Regions from separate parts of the Homo sapiens genome. Here region 1 is linked to region 2. A link is a loop called in an ENCODE intact Hi-C map of the cell type or tissue named here. Cell type or tissue: IMR-90. All regions are shown on one strand. Links, peaks and the distances in the headings refer to the core of each region. The heading gives the core; the rest is flanking DNA.

Evidence for each region. Peaks named below come from ENCODE experiments on the same cell type or tissue, not always from the same donor. Only the 100,000 strongest peaks of a DNase experiment are listed, where the experiment ranks them.
Region 1: a loop joins it to region 2, with 2.3 times the contacts of the local background. A loop is called at or near these places in 2 of 110 quality-filtered maps.

Annotation. Positions count from the first base shown.
Region 1 is chr14:56,268,653-56,276,994 of GRCh38, reverse strand. All of the region lies in intron 2 of PELI2 (pellino E3 ubiquitin protein ligase family member 2), which reads right to left. Among named protein-coding and RNA genes, the nearest start is that of LINC02284, 38 kb to the left of the region's middle. In IMR-90, for the core only: no CTCF peak of the experiment used is centred there; DNase peaks (open chromatin) are centred at 3,604 and 4,804; H3K27ac peaks cover 61 bases.
Region 2 is chr14:55,704,115-55,712,456 of GRCh38, reverse strand. No RefSeq gene overlaps it. Among named protein-coding and RNA genes, the nearest start is that of LINC00520, 88 kb to the left of the region's middle. In IMR-90, for the core only: a CTCF peak has its summit at 4,929 (motif pointing left); DNase peaks (open chromatin) are centred at 1,076 and 4,936.

The DNA of each region.
Region 1 (8,342 bases), core at 88-8,087, 560 kb before region 2:
GAAAAAGGGTATTTATAGCGAAAGCATCACATTACCTGGAAACTGCCCACAGCAAAGGGGAGTCTTACCCAAGCCCCCAAAATGGAAAGAAAACACTGATGTAGGATGCTTTGAATGTTGAGCCCATTTAAAGAAAATCTGTGATATCAGACTTCTGCCATTTTTGTACGTTGCTTAAGGCAAATGGCCAGGGTTAGGAAAGGGGAATGCTTTTAGGTTAGGAAAATGCCTTTTCTGTGTCTTTTAGATTAAAAAAGTACTAGCCAAGGGCTGTGATTTGGAGGCCTTGGAATTTGGGGAAGGTATGAAAGTGGGAAAAGAGACTGCAGGCAGAAACAAATCCCATGAAGGTGGGGAGTGGCTCCGGGGCAGCAGGTAATGCACACCCTGCAGCATGGGTGGCTGAGGAACTTCGGAACTAGCATGATAGTCACCTCGAAGTCACTTCCAGTTCTGGCAAGGATTTCCCTCTGGTAATGCTAAGCCAGGAGAAGAGTCCTGACCCTACAAAGGCCCGGAGTACTGGTGCCCTGGGGTCCAACATGCTGCACCTATGGAAAGCAGAAACGTGGGCTGGGCTGGCCTGAAAAGATGAGACTAAAGCCAGGACTGGGATTTGGTGGCAGTAAAAACCAGGGCGCCTAAGGCCACCAGCAGGATCATCGTCAATAAATGGGGAAGTGTAGACTTCCTTCAATTACATGAATTAGGGCTCACATGACCTTGTTTCCATGTATTAAAGTCTAAAATAGAGTCAGATTTAGGTGGTTAGGGGAAATTAAAGAAGAGTTTAAACCTGAGATCAATTTTCACTTTCCTTCTTGGGTCATGTCTTACGGAAAAGTCTGCAAGTACATATGGCATTGAACTTTTTGTTAGAAGTATCAATTGTTCAACAATATTTTTTAACATTTAAAATATGACTTTCAGAAATAGAGTTTCTAGTAAATGACAGATTCACTGACTTGAGCCAATCATTTCCAGTATTTTGGAAATAAAAGTTTCTCCAAGGCCCTAAGTTGTTTTGGAATCTATTTCCAAAATATCAGAAAGGAGAGCAGGTAGGGTCTTTTCTTGGCATTCACTATAACTTAGTTCAAACACAATTACTGTAACATAATGCTGTGACCTTACTACATCAACACAAATTTAGAAAGCTCTTTAACATCATAAAGAAAACCAGCTCAAGCAGCTTGCTGTGTACACCAGGGGTCCCCAACCCCTGGGCCACAGGCTGCTATCAGTCTGTGGCCTGTTAGGAACCACGGCACACAGCAGGAGGTGAGTGGCAGACGAGCAAGCGAAGTTTCATCTGTATTTACAGCTGCTCCCCATTGCTATCATTGCCACCTGAGCTCCTCCTGTCAGATCAGCAGCGGCATTAGGTTCTCATAGGAGCGTGAACCCTATTGTGAATGCGCATGTGAGGGATCTAGACTGTGCGCTCCTTATGAGAATCTAATGCCTGATGATCTGTTACTGTCTCCCATCATCCCCAGATGGGACTGTCTGGTTGCTGGAAAACAAACTCAGGGCTCCCACTGATTCTATATTATGGTGAATTATATAATTATTTAGTTATATATTACAATGAAATAATAATAGAAATACAGTACACAACAAATGTAACGTGCTTGAATCATCCCAAAACCATGTGCCTCCCCGGTCCGTGGAGAAATTGTTTTTCACAAAACTGGTCCCTGGTGCCAAAATGGCTGGGGACTGCTGGTGTAGACAATAATGATTTCCTATATTCACTTCTCTATTGGGCAGCTGTGATGAGAACGCAGGTCGCCACCTCTGTTCTCATAACACTGCATGTGCCTCGAACACACGTTCAGTCTTATTTATTTTTCCACCCCAGCATCAACAGTGTGGCAGGCATTCAATGAATGTCAAACGAATGAATGAATGAATGAATGAATGAACGAATGAACTGCTACAGATACAAGATGAGATTTAGAGTTTCTTTCTTCAGGTCTTCCCCTCACCTTCCCTACTTCTCACTAGCAAAGGTACCAGTAGTGACACTCTCAGCTCAAATGTTTTGAGTCTATAAAAACCACTTTATTACAGTATAAATGTTATTAGGTTAAAATATAACTGGGCAATTACAGATAAACAGATTAAAGAATTTCAGCTTTATCCAGCTGAAGAAATTAAGCCTTACTTTGCAATCCCAGATGCCCAGACCAGATGTGAGTCAAGTATTTTCTTCTCAGCTGAGGATATGTATTTTCTTACAGCTATGCTGCTTGTGTCACAGGCTCAGCTCTGCCAGCCTTTGCCATTCAGGGATGAGAACAGTTAGAACTGGCTGTCCTGCTTCAACTTACAACTCAAAACTAATGTCAGGGAGTTTTGTGAGTCTCCAGACTCTAAAACAAACATGGTTCATACGTCTAGAGAATTTTCTTCCTCTTATAAACCCATATACACACGTAAAGGCACTTATATAAAATGTAATGATAACAGAAGGCAGTATTGCAGGATAAACAATGGGTAACATGTCTTAATGGCAGCCAAAGAATTTTCATCCAAATTTTAAAGTATGAGGGAAATAAATAATTAAATCTTTTATTTGTTAAGAAGCAGTGTTAGCTCTCAACCACAAAGTGAAAGCCAATAGAGAAACTAACACATATCCAGAAAATATTAATTTATTATAGTTATGATTTAGCCCATTTAATTCAAGCTCTATAAGGCTGCTAAGTGAGCCTTTATCAACTGTATGGAGAGAGAAAATGGGATTTATCACTGTGGCAGACACTGTTGGTTGCCTTACTAATGTCCTTTTCCCTGCTGGCTGAGCTGGCTTCCTGCGAAAAAGCCTGACGACATCCACGCTAGCTCTCCCACTCTCCTCTGAGGCTAGCGCATGGAAATGTATCCACTTTCGGCCAGTGGGACTTAGGAGACATCTGGTGTGGAGCTCCTGGGGATGAGAGACACTGAGAGAGACTCCTTCCCTTCTCTGTCACTAAAATATGACATGATGTTTGGAGCTGAAGTAGACCACCTTGCAACGTGAGAGGAAGGTCAAAAGACTCTCACAGAAGTTGGCTCAGAGCCCTGACATCTTTGAGATGCTGAATCAAACGTGGAACTACCTGTCCCCAGACCTCTGGAATAAAAATCAGGGTTTTAGGCTGCTTTTCGTTAGGCATTTTGTCACTTGCAGTGTACAGCATCATTACATGGTTTGGTTCAAACATTTTCTCCTTCTGGGTTTCCTATTTCAGTCAATAGCACAACAGTCACTCACACTTAAAAACTTCATGTCACCCCTGAGCCCTCTCTTGCCACTGTTGTTCACATACAGTTAGCATTATTACCTTCATAATTAATCCAATAGGGAGTCAAAGCCGGGCTGATTTCACTGTATTAAGGCAAAAATCAAATGCAAAACAATGTGTAACATTTCACTTTTTCTCCTCAAATACAAAGTAGCTGTTGGGCAGCCAGTAGCTACAAAACTGATTTATTCCTCAAAGGAATTTTATAATCAGCTTTTTTGCAGCCCTTAACTTTCTGTCCTGAAGATGCTTTTGTGCAATCATCATGTATCATCTGGCATCTGGGCTGGCTTCAGTAGCTTGCTCAATGACCAAGAGAATGCCGTGGATGTGACACATGGGACTTCTGATACTAGGTCAGGAAAGGCTTGCAGCTTCCATTTGCCGCTCTGGGGGTTCCCAGCTGTGGGCAAGAAGCCTGACTACGTACATGCCACTAGGCTCCAAGAAGCCAAAGCCACAGGGAGAGGGCCTGGAGAATGAAATGCCACATGGGGATAGGGAGGCCTGGGAGCACCAAGATGCAGACATGTGCATGGAGAAGCCTCTGTGAGAGTGGATCCTCCAGCTCCAGCTGCCCCAGATGTGGACCAGAGACTGACTACTCAGTGGTGCCCTTCCCAGATTCCTGACCCACAAAATAATGAATAAAACAGAAGGTTTTTGTGAACTCACTAAATTCTGTGGTAGTTTTCTACACAACAAAAGACAACTGAAACAATCAGCTTACAAGGCCTACTGGTACCAGAGCACTTTTTAAAAAATCTTATGTGACTCATCACCCAAGACACTACGGTTATCTGTGTGTACGTCTTACCTACACCCAAGAGAACGGAACAGGTGTGTCTACCATGGCAGGCAGCAGTGTCTCTACACAGAGCAGGGTCTATGTTTCTAATGGAAGTGTTATGTGCTCCTGAATGTATGTTAAGAGGTTGTTTGTGTTTAAAGCAAATATGCATTTTTATTGTGATAATCTCTGGTTAGAAGACTGAGATGTGAAGAAAATTTTGTATTAATATTTAAAATGATTATAGACTACAAAAAGTATCTGTGAATCATTCAAAGTATTGCCAGAGAAGACAAAGGCCACCAAGTGTGTCACATGGACATTTTTGTAGTCCTTAATACATTTAGAGCAAGAATAGAGGGGACACTAGGAAGGCAGAAGAAGAAAATCACCATGTATGTTAGAAACTATGAGGCTGCTTTGCAAACTACATGTATGATGTATACCAAAGAGGTATGCCTTACTAGGTCTGCCTTTGTATACCAAGAGGTATGCCTTACTAGAGTCTGCCTCATTTAAGGGAATGCGGTGTGCATGCGTGTGTGTATGCATGCACGCACATACATGTGCATGCTCGCATCTGCATTTCAAATAAAATGAAATTCTTTTTCTTCAAAGGACACCAATTTTTCTATTATGAAGTCTTTCTTAGTACCAAATGACTCAGGAGTTTAATATCCCTCTTGTCTAGACATCCCGGAAGTTGACTATTATAGAACTGCAGTTATTGTTCCTGGGCCACACAATAGTCTGGCTAAATCAAATGAATGTTTTTGAAATGAGCACACTCTGCATAGTCTTCTTTGTGTGTAGATATAATTAGGGTTGTTTCTGCCTCTCAAAAATAGAGGGCCAGAGATCTGGTGTGGCTTGTATGCTGAAGCAACGTTTTCTAGATACCAAGCTGCTCTGAAGAGCTCTGCACCACATATCTGAACGTGGTGCTCTTCTCTGAGGCTGCCCACTGCACTTGCCTTTCAGGTCCCCGCAAAATGCCTGGGAAGAAAGAGTCCCTGGGGCTGGATGTGCTCTGGGATGAGCATGCATCTCCTCACTCTGCCTGGGCTCACGCGATCTGCTCTCTGTGAAGAAGTCAGAGGTTCTCTAACAGCCTGCCCGATGGGAGCAGGGCTAGGAAACGTCCTGAACGCTCTATTGGGACAGCTAGTGACCTCTTTGTCTTCTAGGTTCTACCAAGAAACGTAATGTACGCTTGTGTTCTCAACAGCCTTCTGAATGATGGCCACAACATGGCAGTATTTAATATGGCATCGCAGACTAAGTATCGGCTCCCCTGCAGATGATGATGTGTGTTTTAGGCAAGTTTATTTTCAGCCACTTTAACTGTTAAATCTAATTGGTAATTTAATATTTCAGTCCACTATAAAATCTAAATAAACAACTATACAAAATGACTACCACAGAAAGGGCCAAACGAAATTGGAAAAATAACTATACTGACCTCTCACAGTGGCTCTGGTTATGAAATACAAACTTTCTATGTCAAGGTGTATTGCTGTAGAAACATTTTAATCGGTATGGGAAAACATAATAATAAAACTGTTTGGGGGTAGGTCTGAGTGGGGCCAATGAGTTGAACCTTTGTTATTCAGAAACAACTTCTGATATTTATGTTTATGGCAGAAAGCTGCACATTTATGAGCAAATGAATGAGTTTACAGCGAGCGTGCGGCAGCCTGGAAATAACTGCTGAATGATTTTACCATCTCGAGCACTGTGCACACTGTGATGTCGGGGCAGAGCAGGGTGAGGACTAGAGGGTATCAAACGTATATGGGCAGGTACTAATTATCCCGTGAGGCATGATACTAACTGCATCTAAAATTGCATCACCTCACTGCAGTAGCCACTGATAATCCAGCAAATGCTTAAACATCGGGCAGAAGAAACATTTATATCAAACTGGCTTTCTCAATATGACTACCTGGTTTTATTCTGCTGAGCTCAAACTTTACATGTACTTTAGAAAAATGGAATAACCACATGTAGATACTGCAGAGATCAACTTGGCTAGTGGACTCTGATGCTGAAAAAAACAACACACTGGACCAGGTTTGAATCTGAGTTCAGCTACTCACCAACCATAACCTCTCTGATCTTTCAACTACTACCTTTATAATTCATCAATAAAGGGAGTCAATGTCAGTAGCACTGATTTCACTGGATTTAAAGAAGAGAAAATGATGTATATAAAACATGGCACTTTCTCCCTTCAAATATGAACCTGTATTTAGAGCAGTTCCCTGCAGTCCATAACATTTTTTTGGACCCCACTATTCTGTTTGGCTTTAAGTATATGCTAGATATTGACTGTATTAATTAGAGATAATCCTGGTATGACAAACATATTTTTCTAGAACTAATGACTATTATGTCAGGCTGACAAGTATAATTAGGCAATAAATCCTCAATCAGTCTGGTTCAATTTGCTACAGGGAAGATGAGGTCTCTGCCATCTTTGTCAATTTATGTTTAAAATATGTGTGAGTACTATTTCTAAAGAGAGGAGGTGGCTAAAGGAATTCACAATTTACGTTGCATGAAACACACTCTTTAAAATATTCTACCTTTTCAAGGAACCATATTTCAAACAAGCGCCGGAACCATGGCCACGATAAGAAAGTCACAAAGTGCTAACTTGGATTTCATCAGAATCAACAGCATTTTCTAGTAAATCAAAATCATAGGCCTATTTGTTAGAGGCAATAGCGTTGAACTCGGCCCTGGGCCACTCCTGAGCCCATCCTGGATTGGTTTACTGAGCTATTCGATAAACCCTGGTACAGAATCTATGGCACGCAAGAGTGCTGGACAGGGCTGGGGCAGGCACGCTCAATCTATCAGCAAGCACAGACACCAGAGAAAGTAAGAATATGTGAGGAGAGTCTGTTTCTAATTTGGGGTCACGCTCAAGTACAAAGAAGCTAGATCTGGTTGGTGGTACCAGTTTCAGAAGATGATCTGACTTGAATATAGTTGGGAAAACATGAACACCAAAGGCTGCAGCCAGAGAGTTGGGCAGGTGACATTCACATGCTTTGTGGACACCTGGTCCCAGGAATCCTACCATTTCCAATTAGATGAAAAGCTCCTTGAGGGTAAGAACTCCAGTCTTTTTAAACCAGCCTTCAATTCCAGCAGTGTACTGTTTCGCTAATAGTACAGATTGGGCTGAATCTCCAATCCAACACGGGCTGGCTGTAGGACTCTGGGCAAGTTACGTAAGTACTCTGGCCTCAGTTTTGTCACCTGTACAAGTGCTGGCCTTGTCCCCAGAAAGGTCACTGCTGTCTAAGAATTGAGTTTCAACTACTATATCTACCCAGTTTATGACAAATTGCTAAATAAGTGAAAGGTTCATATTGAAGTTTGTATGGATTTTTTCATTGTGTTTTAGAACGTATTAAGTCAACCTAATGTGCAATCTATTTTTTTTTTCTTTTTTGAGACAGGGTCTCACTCTGTCACCTTGGCTGGAGTACAGTGGCACAGTCACAGCTCATTGCAGCCTCAATCTCCCAGGCTCAAGCAATTCTCCTGCCTTAGCCTCTTGAGTAGCTGGGACCACAGGCGCACACCACCACACCCAGCTAATTTTTTGTATTTTTTTGTAGAGATGGGTTTTCTCCACGTTGGCCAGGCTGGTTTCTAACTCCTAGGCTCAAGCGATCTGTCTGCCTTGGCCTCCTAAAGTGCCGGGACTATAGGTGTGAGCCATTGCACCTAACCCAATCAATTCTTTTTATTGCTTTATTTGTCCCACATCTTTTGGAAAACAGGGGCAAAGTGTAGCTTTCCCACATAAGAATGCTGTGACTCAGTCACATATCTATATAAACATGTTCACATTACCAATCACACACTGTACATTAGTTACCATAAATGAAAACCAATCAGGACTTTCAAAGTTCTTCTGCCTTTTCGTCTCAGTTTTGAAAGCACACACTTTAATGCAGACTCTGATGGCACCTCCCAACAATGACTCCGTGTAGCAGCTCCCTACAAAGCATGAGACGATGCAGCAGGGGTGCAGATCTGAAAGCGTCACATACCACAGTGTGAGGCAATGCTCTGAAATCACACCCATCTCAACACACACACACAGCAGGCATCGTAACTGCTGGTCACTTCAGGGACTGATCCTGCAGTAAGGACCACCCATGGTTACCTAGAGAAAGGTAGGGAGGGCCACACTCACCTGATAAGAGATGGAGAAAGTGACCCTGAACAACCCC
Region 2 (8,342 bases), core at 80-8,079:
GAGGATAAGCTTCTCCTGTGGGCACCCTCATGTTCCTTTGCCCCCAGGGCCTTTACGGCCATCCCCATTGTCTTGGTTCATCTTCTGCTACTATAACAGAATGCTACCAACTGGGCAAATTATAATGAACAGAAATTTATTTGGCTCATGGTTCTAGGGGCTGGAAAGTCCAAGATCGAGGGGATGGCATCTAGTGAGGCCTTCTTGCTGGGTCATAACATGGTGGAAGATATCATACGGCAAGAGAGACAAAAGAGAGGGCCAAACCTGCTTTTATAGCAAACCTACTCCCACAATAACAACATTCATCCATTAAAGGTCCCACCTGTCAACACTGTTGTGTTGGGGATTAAGTTTCCAACACATGAACTTCGGGGGACACATTCAAACCATAGCACCCATCTTCTCACAGCTCAGGCCACTGGGTGCAGACTGAGGATGAGTAATGAGGCCTGAAAAGGGGGAGGACCCATCACAAGCCACCAGTAGCCCTCTTTATGTCTCAGGAATCCCAGGTGAACCAGGAGAAATGGGCTGAAATAGCCAGTCTTATAGTCCTGAGAAATCATGTAATCCAAACCAAAACAAGCCAAGAAAACTCAGATACTGTCTGCTATGGGTAACACCAGAATAGTGCCTTCTCATTCATTTAGGCTCCAGCTAAACCCAACAAAATAAGCACAGCCATTCAAATTTCACAACCTCCAACTGTCAAAGTAGAATATTAATTTTATATAAATCAGAAATTTTATTGTTATTATTTAATTTTAAATAATAGCAAATTTAGTTACATAAAAATATTTAAATAAAAGTATTTAGCTTTATATAAATCAGAAATTAATTTTAATTTCTGAATGTGAGCCCCCATTTTGCTGATGGTAGTGAATTTCATCTTGCCAAGTTTAAATAAACGTCCAAGCACACTGTGTCTTCCCCATTACCACTGTAGTCCTCTCTCAGCTCCACCCTGCCCTTTCAGGAGGCATAAGGACCTTTGGATATTCTCTTTGCATTAAGATGGGGTATCAGGATTCCATGAGGCTAACGTCAGAGCCCTCTGGCTGTTGTCCAGTCATATGTGACTTCTCCACCGCTGTGGGGCCAGGCTGCCTGTGAAGAGCTCTAAGAAGTATGTGGTCTCCTTGGGCTGCACCATGGGCAGGGAAGTGCAAGTTACTATGCTCAAGAATCACCCAGACCTCTCTGGGTCTCTATCATCATCCCCCCAACCAGGGGCTTGGCTCTGACAGTGTGATCCTTTCTCTAAAACACTCCTGACATCAAATTCAATTTATCTCCTCCACTAACTCAAAAAGCAAAACCAAGGAAACGCCTCCAAAGCCAGGAAAAAGATTTGTATTTGGCAAGAAGGCTGTCCTTACATAATTATTCATTCTTTTTAATTCTATTGTTTATGAAATCAACCTTATCCTCCTTCAGGCATTTTGACTGCTGGAACTCAGATAATAATAAATAATAGTAATAATTTTTTTTTAAACAATAGCTTTTCTCTTCTTGGCAAGGAACTGCCAGCTTCACCGACCATGGTCTAATCCAAGGAGCTACAGAATCCACATGACCCTTTTATGGAGCCTCCCTGATTTCAGGCTCCTGCCCTGGATACAGAGCCAGAAAGAGCAAAGAAAGGAAATTCTGTGCTTTTCAAGTAAGTCAACCATCAGAGCCCAAAGGAAGTAAAAATAACTCAAGCTAGTGTCATGCAAGCACTTGTCCAACAAAAATAGAAGTGGCTCTGGCCATGAAAGGCTTTGTCTATACCACAATTGTCCCAAAGGGAAACACCAGTTAATCATGGTACCCTTCAAACGGCCATTTCTTGGTTATGTTCCCTTATTTCTGTGTTAGTTCCCTCTAACAGAAAAGTAAAGGAAAGAAAATTGAGAGGGAAGAATAGAGAAGGAGTGAGTAAGGATCAGCCCATAAGATATGGCAGCCCATAAGATAGAGATTTTTTAAAACAACACAGAAATTATTTGTTTGAGACACACATGCATAAATACTGAATATTAAATTTAATTTTAACTTTTTCTATATTAACCAAATTACCATTTTTAACTGTATACTACTGTAGTCTACATTTAAATTTCCTTACTTGTGCTAATAATATTCTTTAGAGTCCAATTTTCCTCCAGTATCCAAAATCCAATCATCGATTACACATCGATAGCAGTTAGTTGAATGTCTTGTTAGTTTCTTTTAATCTGGGATAGTTCCCAGACTTTTTGTCTTTTATGACACTGACTGTTTGAAGAATCCAGGCCAGTTGCTTTGCAGAATGTCCTTCAATTTGGGTTGATTTGGTTGTTTATTCTTGATTAGATTCAAATTCAATATTTTTGGCAGGAATTCTGTGCAGGTGGTGTTGTGTCCTCATATGTCACATCAGAGGCCATAATGATGATTTGTCTATTATTGATGTTAAGTTTGATCACTTAGTTATAGCAGTATCTGCCAAATTTCTCCACCATAAAAGTTCCCTTTTCCCTTTGTAATTAGTAAGTAATCTATGGGACGATACTTTGAGACTGTGAACATCCTCTTCCCCAACAACATTTCAGCCAATGGTTTTAGAAACCATTAATAATTCTTGCCTGAATTATTACTATGTAATAATTAAAATAATATAAAAATTAATAAAAATAATTGTAATAATATTACAATAATAATTATTTCAACCACCATAGTGGTTGAAAATGGTGCTTTTGTAATTCTATCATTTGTATTTATTAATTGGCATTCTTCTACAAAGAAAGGCTTTCCCTTCTCCCCTCCCCTTTTATTTAGTATAAATATAGATGGATAGGTTCTTTTTTAATGCAATGAGTTATTACTCATAACTGTTATTACTAATTTTGATTCTCAGGTTGTCCGAAATTTGTCCAGGGGAGCCCCTTGAAGCAAATCCTGTGTCATTTTGACACACCTTCAGTTTTAAACACCTTATGGTGGTATTTAAAATGAAAGAAAGAAATCAAGGTTGAAATGCTGAAGAAGGAAGAAGAGCCACAAAGGACAAGACAAGAGAAAGATAGTTCTGATGACAATGAAACTCTTTTTAACTAAAACAGAACTCTTGTCTTCAGCCAGAGCTCTCTGTTGTCCACCGCTGGGACTTAGATATATTCAGGAGCCACAGGGACAGGCCTGACAACAGGAAACATACATGGAAAGTCTCCTGGGAAGAACTCAAGATTTTTCACCTGATGGACTTTAAAGTATTAAGGCATGCCTGGCAAATAGTCTATTTTCAGAAGGGTGAAGGAAGGTAGGACTCATCCTAAGGAAAGAGACAGTTGGGCACAATGGATTGGTCCTTGGTTGTTAAAGGAGAATAGAAGTTATTAAAAATGAAAGTATGGGGGATACTACAGGAATCCACCTCCAGCCAGCCCTGTAGGTGAGAGAGAGGTAACTGAGAGGAATGGGAACTCTAGCTCATGGAGGTTCAAGCAACACTGCTTTGGAACCCTTCTAGCAGAAGGCAACACACCGGGGAGACAGCTGCACTTCCCCTTGGCAGCACAGCTTGTTATGGAATGAATGTTTGTGTCCCTAAAATTCATACACTGAAATCCTAATCCCCAATGTGATGGTATTAGGAGGTGGGGCCTTTGGGTGGTAAATAGGTCATGTGGGTGGAGCCATCACGAATGGGATTAATGCCCTTATAAAAGGGATCCAGAGAGTTGTCCCTCTCGTCCTCGCTCTCGCTCTTGCTCTCTTCCTCCCATGTGAAGACCCAAAGAGAAGTGAGCAGCCTGCAACCCAGGAGAGGGCCTGGCCTTGCCAGAACCTGGCCATGCTGCACCCTGACCTCAGACTTCTAGACCTCCGAGCTGCGAGAAATACACTTCTGTTGTTTATAAACCATCTAGTCTATGGTAATTAGTTATAGCAGCCCTAATGAGCTAAGACACAACCCCATACAGCTTTGGTTTCCAGGGAAGCCACAGCAGAATCTACTTTGGCTGGCAGATCACTTGCACCTGGTGGAACAGTGCAGACACTACCAGAGAGGGCTTCTTTATGAGAACCTTGGGACTGACCCACAGAAATACATGAAATGGAAAAGAAGATGAACTATTTAGATAACTCTACATGAACAGCCTAGGCCGATTAATTTAGGCTACAAAATAAATAGTCCTTTGCCTGGGAAGTAGACATGGAAGTTATAATGATCCCTGAAACAAAGGCTCAGTGGGGTCCTCCTGTGTCTCAAGGCCAACTAGCTAGTAAGTAGTACTCACAGGACCTGAACTCCTAGTCCAACATCCTCTCCACCTAGCAGAAAGGAAATGAAGGCAGATGTGGAATTCCAGAAGGATGGAAAGAGAAGTCAACATCGCCACAGTAAGAAAAGTGTGGATGAGAATGATGTAGGAAGAGTCAGAATGGTCTGCATACGAGAGCCAAGAAGGTCACCTCAGGAACCCCAAGACTGAGGAAGAGATTCCATGGAAGCCAAAGGTACCCCAGGGCAGCACCGTTAAGGGACAGGAGAGATCAGGAACATGCCCTACTGGCTCTGCCTCAGATGACCAACAAACACGGTCCATAGTCAAATGGAATGGGGAGAATAAAGGAAAAACTGCACCTCAACGAAAGCAGAAATGATCACAGGCAGAATCACAGTGGGGAAAGAAGGCAAGAAGCAGGAACAATGAAACAAAAGTCGATGTCAGGCCTTTGTTGGGCAATACCCACTATTCATAAGTATTTGTGATAGACGAAGATGCCCTCAGGGAAACACTTCAACAAAAGCACAAGATCAAACCTTGACGGGAATGGCTGCCAGTCCCTAATACAAACCTTTGCTTATTTATTTTAAATCTCTGAGCATCACTTACAGGAAAAATAAACTTTCCTTCCAAAACTAAGTTTGCTTATATGCATTGTCTATTGCCTCCCCCTAGTGATTGGATATGTGAAATGCCATAAGAATCTATTGGCAGAGCTGGAGAAATTAAGTGACCGCGATGATGGTGATGACAATGACGATGATGATGATGATGATGCCTTTTTATACTTGAACAGTACTGCATGCTCCTCAAAGTGCTTTCACACAGGTAATTTCATGTATCTGGATAACTACTTTGTAAAATAGACAATATGGATTCCACTTCCAAATCATCTCACACTGACATTGCTTTGGAGCCTATTAATCAAAATCCGAGACAGAAAACTACCTAGGGATTTGGAGTCAGACCTACATTTGTAGCCTGGTGCCACCATGCACCCCTTTGTGATTTCGAGCCAGTGGCTTAAACCATGAGCCTCCATTTCCATATGTGTAAAAGGGGTTGAGACTGTATATATCATAGAGATACAATAACCACTATATGAATCATTCAGTACTGGCTTGAGCACTGTGCCTGGTGTGAGGTAAGACCTTTTAAAATGTCATGGTGGTGGTTGTTGTTGCTGCTGCTGCTGCTGCTGCTTGTTAATGGCATCTTTTAGGAGTGGTCTTTCACTTCCTCAGGATCACATTTATGATTTCTGAGCCTGCTGGGAGACAATTCTTCCTTGTATCTAACTGAAAAACATGTACTTTACTTAAATCTACTTTCAACCAGATGCAGGAGCTTGTGCCTGTAATCCCAGTGCTTTGGGAGGCTGAGGCAGGAGGATCGCTTAAGGCCAGGAGTTCAAGTCTGCAGTGAACCATGATCACACCACTGCACTACAGCCTGGGTGACAGAGCAAGACCCTGTCTCAGAAAAAAAAAAAAAAAATCTACTTCTCTTTCTCAATTTTCCTTATTTTCCAGTTATTTTTCCCTCCTTGGCCTGGCTTATGACCTGTCTTAGGGTTCATTTCTAAAGCAGAAGAACCTTGGCCTGACAAGAAGTGCAAAATTGCAGGGTGTCCTTTCCAGATGCTCCTTCAGATGCTATAAAGTCTGCCTGTCCAGCCTAGGAACCCTGGGAGCTAAGTGCAATCAGAAGAGCACATTAGACCAGGCGTTGCTCAGAACAATTCTCTTCCTCAAAGACTTTATCCCTGGTGGTTAAAGAGGAACTAGTGGTCATAAGAAAGTGTGGAAAAATCAGATAGGGAGCTTTTTAAGACTCTAAATCTGGCTTATTATCAGTGAGCAAGCTTATGAAGCACACATGCACCTGAGTGCATGCGCACACACACACACACAGAGGTTCACAGCAATTATGGGCTTATGAGATCTGCCTGGGGATAGCGAAAAGTAATTCCTGAAGTCAGCTACCAAAAATAGCTCCAGCACCTGGGCTTAGCAGACGTCAGGATGAAAAGCAAACAGCTTATTCTTGAGCAAACACTTTTGACACAACCACAAGTCACCCAGGCAGCCCTCATCGCAGGTGCTGGCCTGTCTCCACTTCATGGAGGAGTCAAGAGTCTGCCACATCCCATTAGGCCTTATGAAATAATAAGTAGGAGAGAAAGTAAAATGGTATTCAGGAACTACAGAAACTTCTTTATCCTGATGCTTCCTTCCTACTGCTGAAGAAAACACCATCCTTGCCACCTCCAAGTGGCAGAAGTCTATAATTCTTTTTCCTGCATACTAGGAAGGTCTTTCTCAATAGTTATGCCCTGGGATGTGAGATACCAGCCCACACAATCAAGCCCGTGCATGCCTCTCTGCAATGAGCTTGGAGAACTCATACTCCAGTCCCTAAAGTGCACACAGCAGACTCCATCCAAGTGTCAGTTTCTTCAAAGCTTCCAGCCTTCCCTGTGAGCCCACACCAAGGGTGGACAAAACTGTAACAAACCAGGGACCTGCCATGCTGACCCCACCTCAGGAGCCAGGGACACTTGGGAACCAGAGGCCTAATTCACTGTGCTTAGCATCGTATTTGCACCACCATATTTGCACTCAACAATATCTGATTGAAGGATTCTATTCATGCACATTGAAAAAAATGATGTCTCCAAGTCTTAGGTGATGGTGGGTGAAATGTACAGGACCAAGAAGATACAGCTCTTGCGCTGGGAGATGAACATTCATTGAGTACTGTCTACGTGCCAGGCAGTGTAAGATGCTTGACCCACATTTATCCTATAGTCCTCACAATGATCTATGAGAAGGTGTTAGAATCCTTGCTGGACAGGTACAAAGATTGGGGCTGTAAAAGTTTAGGCCACTCGCTGATGGCTACACAGCTTGAGGAACAGAACAAGAATTTGGAACCAAAGGCTGTCTACTTAAAGGTGGTGTGATTACAATGCTGACATCCTAAGAAGCAGCAAATGTTACTGTGAGTGGGAACCTGAAAAGATGGCTCACCTGGCTGGGACAAGCTTAGCTAAGGCAGCATTTAATAGGCAAGCTGTGCACCTCCTCAGTCCAGTCTGGACACCCAAATCTTGACTGCAGTTGTCCGTTGAGGGCTACCTTATTCAAGAACTGAAGAGGGTTCTTTAACTTTATGAAGCCAGCACAAAGAACCAGATAAGAATGACCACATTCACTCTAGGGAATGAGGTTAAGAGCATAGAGGTTCTAGTGTCACATTACCTGGGTGACGCCTTGATTAAGCCACTTAGTAGCTGTATGATCTTGGGCAAGTCAATGAATCTCTCTGGGTCTCAGTTTTCTCATCTGTACAATGGGATAAAAATGGAATCTACTTCATTTAGTGGAAGGTTTAATGAGATGATATCCTGAAAGTACTTAGCACAGCAGCTGAAACATTGCAATTATTCAATTCATGGTCACCACTGTTATTACTATATTCCTATCATTACAGTTATCAATCATAATTATATACAATAAAAGATAAATAATCTGTACTAGGGTGGACTCACATTAATTTCCAAATTCTCCTTGCTGGAATTGAACAACTTTAGCCAGATATGGCTAAAGGAAATGTCTTTCTTTTCTTTGGTTTTGCATTTTCTGCAGATTCTGTTCCATGCAACGTGTGCCCTTTCCCCATCTGTCTTCATCCTGGGGCCAGGAGGGAGGGAGAGCTTCCAGACTGATCATCAGACACCAGCGTGGTCAACAGAGCATTCACAGGGACTGTGATAGAAGTCTGGTGGTAGTAGTTCTGGGGCCTGAGCAAAAGAGCTATCAACTGCCCTGTTCATCAATGCCTTGCCCCCTGACTTGTTCATTTCCTTGAACCAGGGTCCATACCCTAAATGCAAGGAATAACTAATATCTGCTCCAAGTCCACATATTTCTATAGAAAGTTTCCATTTTGAAGGGAAAGGCACTTTCTTGCTTTACCACCACTTGTTGGCATATACACATAAGATACAGCAGTGTATCATCAGGGTTCCCCAGAGAAATAGAACCAATAGGGTAGACAGATTCTATTATAAGAGATTTA